2 separate regions of the Homo sapiens genome follow, and region 2 is linked to region 1. A link is a contact called in ENCODE Hi-C or POLR2A ChIA-PET data. All regions are on one chromosome and are shown on one strand. Each heading gives the region's core, a stretch centred on a gene start or an enhancer-like site at or near the end of the contact. The rest is flanking DNA. Distances are from core to core; before and after follow the strand shown.

Region 1 (2,700 bases), core at 123-2,622:
GCTCACAGAATATGATGATTGTTATATAGATCAAATGATGCTAATTGGATCTGGTGACCAAAAAGTATAAAGCACTCTAGATGCCTCAGCAAAACATGTGAAGCCAGAAGATAGGAAACAGACTTTTAGAAAGTTTAGGGGCCTGCCATAATGATAAAAGTCTATTTCTATATTGACTCTATAGACAACAGTCTATTGATCTATAGAAAGTTGACATTTTCCTCTTAAAGTGAGAAAAGGTGCTGAAACTTGCTCCACCCATGATTACAAAAAAGAACCAATGTGTTGGCTTTTGGAGGTCACATATGCTATCTTTTGTTATGTTTCACTAGATACTCCATAAAATCCTTGTATCAATACCACCATTTGTGGGTTAATATAATGCCTTACCCATTGCCATGGATTGCCACTCCACATCATTTCCATCCAGAAAACATGTTTTTCTTTTTTTTTTTTTTTTTTTTGAGACGAGTCTCGCTCTGTCGCCCAGGCTGGAGTGCAGTGGCGTGATCTTGGCTCACTGCAACGTCTGCCTCCCAGGTTCAAGTGATTCTCCTGCCTCAACCTCCCGAGTAGCTGGGATTATAGGCGCCCACCACCATGCCCAGGTAATTTTTGTATTTTTAGTAGAGATGGGGTTTCACCAGGTTGGCCAGGCTGATCTCAAACTCCTGGCCTCAGGTGATCCACTTGCCTTGGCCTCCCAAAGCGCTGGGATTACAGGCGTGAGCCACCGCACCTTGGCCCAGAAAACATATTTTATAACAAAATAAATGCAGGCATAGGCTCATGCCTACAGGATGCTCTGTCTTATGTGCACTCACACGCAGAAGCAGCTTGCTCAACAGAATAGTGGAATGCCCTGCTGAAGGTTCTGTTATAGTGCTAGCCTGGAGACACCAGCTTTCAAGGTTGGAACGCTGTCCTGCAGAATATGGTATATGCCTTAAACCAATGGCCAATATATGGCACTGTCTCCCCCTACAGCAAAAATGCACATGTTTGCGAATCAAAGGACAGAGGTAGGAGTGAGATCTCATAACTAACTTGAAGAATTTTTGCTTCCTGTTCCTGCAAGCTTGAGCTCAGTGGGTTTGGAAATCCTAGTACCAAAGAAGGGAATGCTTCCACCAGGCAACATGGTGATAGTTGTAATTCACTAAAAAAAAAAAATGCCAAATTGGAGATTTCATGGTACTGAACCATCAGGGAAGAGCACAGTGTACACAGTGGACTTATTAACGGGGAAAACTTGAGCTGCTGCTACTCATCGGAGGTCAGGAAATCTGTATCTATGACTCAGAGTATTCACTGGGGCCCATCCAGCTGAGGCGCTGGCAAGAGAAAGGGGAAATGGAGCAGACAGTAGAAGATGACAAATACATGATCCTCAAGTTAGACCATAAAATCAACAACCAAACTGGGGACTATGGCAGCTATGTTTATTACTTATTTCATTTCCCCATTTTCCTTCACTATCCTGTAGTAGAACCTGATAGTGGCTAATGTTTAAAGTTTCAGGTGAAAGTAAAACTGAGTTTATAGCATCCCTTGATGCTATCGTAGCTGGCAGGACTTCACTTGTCCCCTGTGATGAATACAAAATCTTTTCAGCCAGGTTAAGGCAAGAGTAGATGTTGAAGGAAATGGTGTGAGTAGTGACAGACATATTCCATTTGCCTTCCATCCATGCCCCCACGCCTTGCCACTCTGCTCCCTGCTGACCTGGATGAGCTACTACTTCCATCTTACAGAAACTTCATTGGCCTTTGGTTCCTGATTTGTTTTGGCCACAGGGAGCCCCAGCAGGAGAGAGAAGGATAGAAGAGAACGAGGTAGACTCCCTCCCTGCATAGCTGCTTCTTTCTAGATCCGCCTCTCTACACCACCCTCTCCTTTATACTCCATGGACCAAACCCTCCCCTCATCCCTTTGGGCCAATTGGTGATAACAGCTCCGCTGTTACTAGACACAGTGTACTTCCGTCTTCCTTGTAGCCTCTCCTATTCTAATTTGAGGGCATCGTCTTCCTGCTGGGACCCTGACTGCTAGAGGTCGTTTATCTATATTCTCCTTTCTCCTTCCACCCACATGCCTGCAAAACAATGACTCCAATGATCCTAAATGATTCCCTTCTCCCTTCTTTCTTTTGGAGCACATAGCAAGGAATCTTTTTATTCAGTTTAATTTCTTGTAAGAGAAAGGAGGTACTACTCTATCTTATGCTTTTTGCCCAACAAAATCCTACAGGCAGGGAATTATAAGGGCCTTGCTCTCTACTTAGACGAAGTGGGGAGGGAAGGAAGAATCAATACAAATAAATACCTTAAAAATATATCCTGTTATAAGCTTCCCTGGCTGACAATCTGCCTGCTTCCAACCTGGACATGAATGTTCTGCCCCCACTCAGCGGCCTCATCCACAGCCCATTTGGCAGTAAAAACCGAATCAAAGGAGGGCAGATGCATTTCATTGCTATGTCAGCCCTAATTGATTGGCTCCTGATACATGGTATTGGGAACAATTCTGAGGCCTCATCCCAGCTCAGCAGGAAAGAGTACTGTAATCAATTAGGGATGCCTATCCTGGGAGGTGACCAGAGGTACAGCAGCCAGAGCTATGTGTTTATTATTCCCCATCTAATCTCTCCCTCCATCTCAGCAGCAACCCCTTTCTTGGCTAGTTAACCCTCAGGTGTTC
Region 2 (2,700 bases), core at 92-2,591, 46 kb before region 1:
CCTGCCTGAACATTACCACACAAGAAAGACGGGAGAGCTCAAGAACTCACTAGTCAGGAAGGCATAGGAACCCTATGGAAAAGCGTGCATTTTAAGGAAAGTGTGAATTAGCAGAGGGACAGCATTCAAATGCAAGGCTGTGTGCAAACTTCGAAATGCCTGCTCTCTTGGCTTCTGACTCCCAACTGAGCCCTCCCCTCCTCCCTGGAAAAGACTGAGTGTTATGTCCCAAATGGATGGCCACGGGCTTGTGACCTGAGGAAACTTCTGAAGAGTCCACTTTCAGGGTGCTATGAGTTTGGGGGAGAATCACTACAGTTCTCTCTGAGTGTGGTTCCTTGATCTCTCATTATTTCTGGAAATGCACGCTTTTCTCTGCTCTTCCAAAAGGGCCAAAGAAGGGGCTGGCACCTATGAGATATGGATGGTGTCACTATCGAGCTGCCTGGTCCTCAAAGCTCCCCAAGTGAATTCATCTTGGCTTGCTCAGGACTTTCCCAGTTTTAGCACAGAAATTCCTACTTCCCTAGAAATCCCCAAGTCCTGGGCCAGGTCAGGACAGTTGGTCACCTGACCTTGCCCAGACTCTGCCTAGCATCTTACCAACCCACACCTGCAGACTCAGTCTATTAGTATCATCATTTTACCCCTTCCTCCTATTGTGCAACCCCCTGAATTTCCTAGCATTCCAGCTTTACTGGATGTGCCTCCAAACTCTGTAGGCAGTCTCCTAGAGGCTCAGTCTGTGGACAAAATATCACACGTGTGCAGGCATGATCCATTATGAACAGAGTTCCTTTCTGTGTGTCATCTTATAGAACTTGCCAAGAGCCAGTGCAACAGGCTGGTGGGATGTATAAATATTCTGACTTTACAGTCGAGAAAATTATGACTCAGGTGGAGATGACTTGCTGAAAACAACATAGCTATGATGTGGCAGTATTAGGCCCTCCCTTTTCGAGGTCATGGGCTTGGAACCAACTTCCGTTCAAATCCCAGTTAGGTCATTTCAAGCCGTATGATTTTCCACAAGTTACACAACTTTTCCATGTCTTCATTTCCTCATCTGAAATTTGGAATGGCAACCCAGAATTTATTAAATGAAATAAAATAATGTGCGCACATGACAAACGCTTAGAAAACAATGGCTTTTGGAATACTTGGTAACTGAATCCTGCTTTGTTTCTCGTGGGTAGGAGGCATATTTAAATAAAGGATTCTTTGTCAGAGGAAGAGGTTTAAAACCTTTCTCAACTGAGCTTGAATGGATGAATGAGTCAGAAGAGATGTGTAATCCAAGACTGAGAATAGCAAGACCAAAAGAGAAAAACACGTGCCCCTGCTTAGAATAAACTGGAGGTGAAACAAGAAGGGGCAGCGGTTTGGCAGCACCTTGTAGCCCTTTCCAGGAGCTGCTATTCCCCATCGCTGAGTGACCATTCATTTACGCCATTAAAGCAATCTGTTTCTGACCTGCCAGAAGTCTTCTCTGAGGATCACAGAGCACCCACGATTCTCTTACTGCCTGGAACTCTTCTACCTCTGCCAAAGCTTTCAATCCCCCTTTTATTTACAATAACAAACTAGTGTTAGTGAAGTCTTATCACTTCTGTGTATAAAAAGGCAAAGTGCTTAATACTGGGACAAGTACAGTAAACAACATGTGATTATATATCCCCAGTAATTCCATAATCCAGAACTGTGGCTAACACATTCATCACTATACTTTTTTGTTTTGTTTTTTTTTTTTTTAGATGGAGTCTCACTCTGTCACCCAGGCTGGAGTGCAATGGCGCAATCTCGGCTCACTGTAACCTCTGCCTCCCGGGTTTAAGCAATTCTCCTGCCTCAGCCTCCCAAACAGCTGGGACTACAGGCACATGCCACCATGCCCAGCTAATTTTATGTATTTTTTAGTAGAGGCGGGGTTTCACCGTGTTAGCCAGGATGGTCTCGATCTCCTGACATCATGGTCCTCCCAAAGTGCTGGGATTACAACATCACTATACTTTCTTCCAGTATCTTTTCAGTCTGTCTAAGTACATCTGTGTATATGTCTGAGTGTGTGTGCACGCACCTGTGTTTTTCTGAATAGCTCCTTCCCTTAGTCCTTTCTGCTAATAGCATGGCCACCTTTTTCTTTGGAGATGGGTCTTTTCCTTTGAAACATGAGGACCAGAGAAGGGCTCCCAGTTAGAGAGAGGATCCACCCCGCCAGCTGCCTCAGTGATTGATCCTGATATGGTCATGTGATCCAAGCCAGTCCAGCCTGAGTCCATCCCCAGGAATTGTATAAATCCTTGTGATGGGGAAAGTTGATTTTTCTACCTGGCTTCCTAAAATGAGATAATGTTAGCTCAGATCCATCTTAAACCCAAAAAATAAATTAGCATGTTAAAATAGTTTTTAAAAATTTAGGGGAAGAATTGGAAAGGTTAAAATGTTAAATATTAGACAATTGGAATTGTCTAATAAACAAAGTACCTAACGATGTCCACGGCAATTAATAAGATCATCATAATACTGTCATATTATAATGGCTTTCATGTCATTTGAAGCTCGTTTCAAATGTCACTGTTATGTCTCATGTTGGCCCTGTTACATAAATGCTGCTGGGTGGACCAAAAACATTTTCTTTATTAGATTCCAGAGGCAACTGAATGTTGGTGTTATTAAAGGCAATTTGCATGTATAATTCAC

Evidence for each region. A loop is a pair of places that touch in the nucleus more often than their neighbours do. ChIA-PET counts read pairs that join two places held with the same protein, here RNA polymerase II (POLR2A).
Region 2: a map of MCF 10A shows a loop between it and region 1 (2.5-fold over the local background). The contact joins two enhancer-like sites. A Hi-C loop is called at or near these places in 1 of 168 maps with a recorded cell type or tissue (MCF 10A). POLR2A ChIA-PET finds 5 or more read pairs at or near these places in 1 of 52 experiments (A673).

The regions. Positions count from the first base shown.
Region 1 is chr15:91,514,188-91,516,887 of GRCh38, reverse strand. No RefSeq gene overlaps it. Among named protein-coding and RNA genes, the nearest start is that of CRAT37, 52 kb to the right of the region's middle. Within about 2 kb of position 1,372, at least 2 of the 41 ENCODE cell types and tissues checked have a DNase peak (open chromatin) inside an H3K27ac peak, as active enhancers do.
Region 2 is chr15:91,560,117-91,562,816 of GRCh38, reverse strand. No RefSeq gene overlaps it. Among named protein-coding and RNA genes, the nearest start is that of CRAT37, 98 kb to the right of the region's middle. Within about 2 kb of position 1,341, at least 8 of the 41 ENCODE cell types and tissues checked have a DNase peak (open chromatin) inside an H3K27ac peak, as active enhancers do.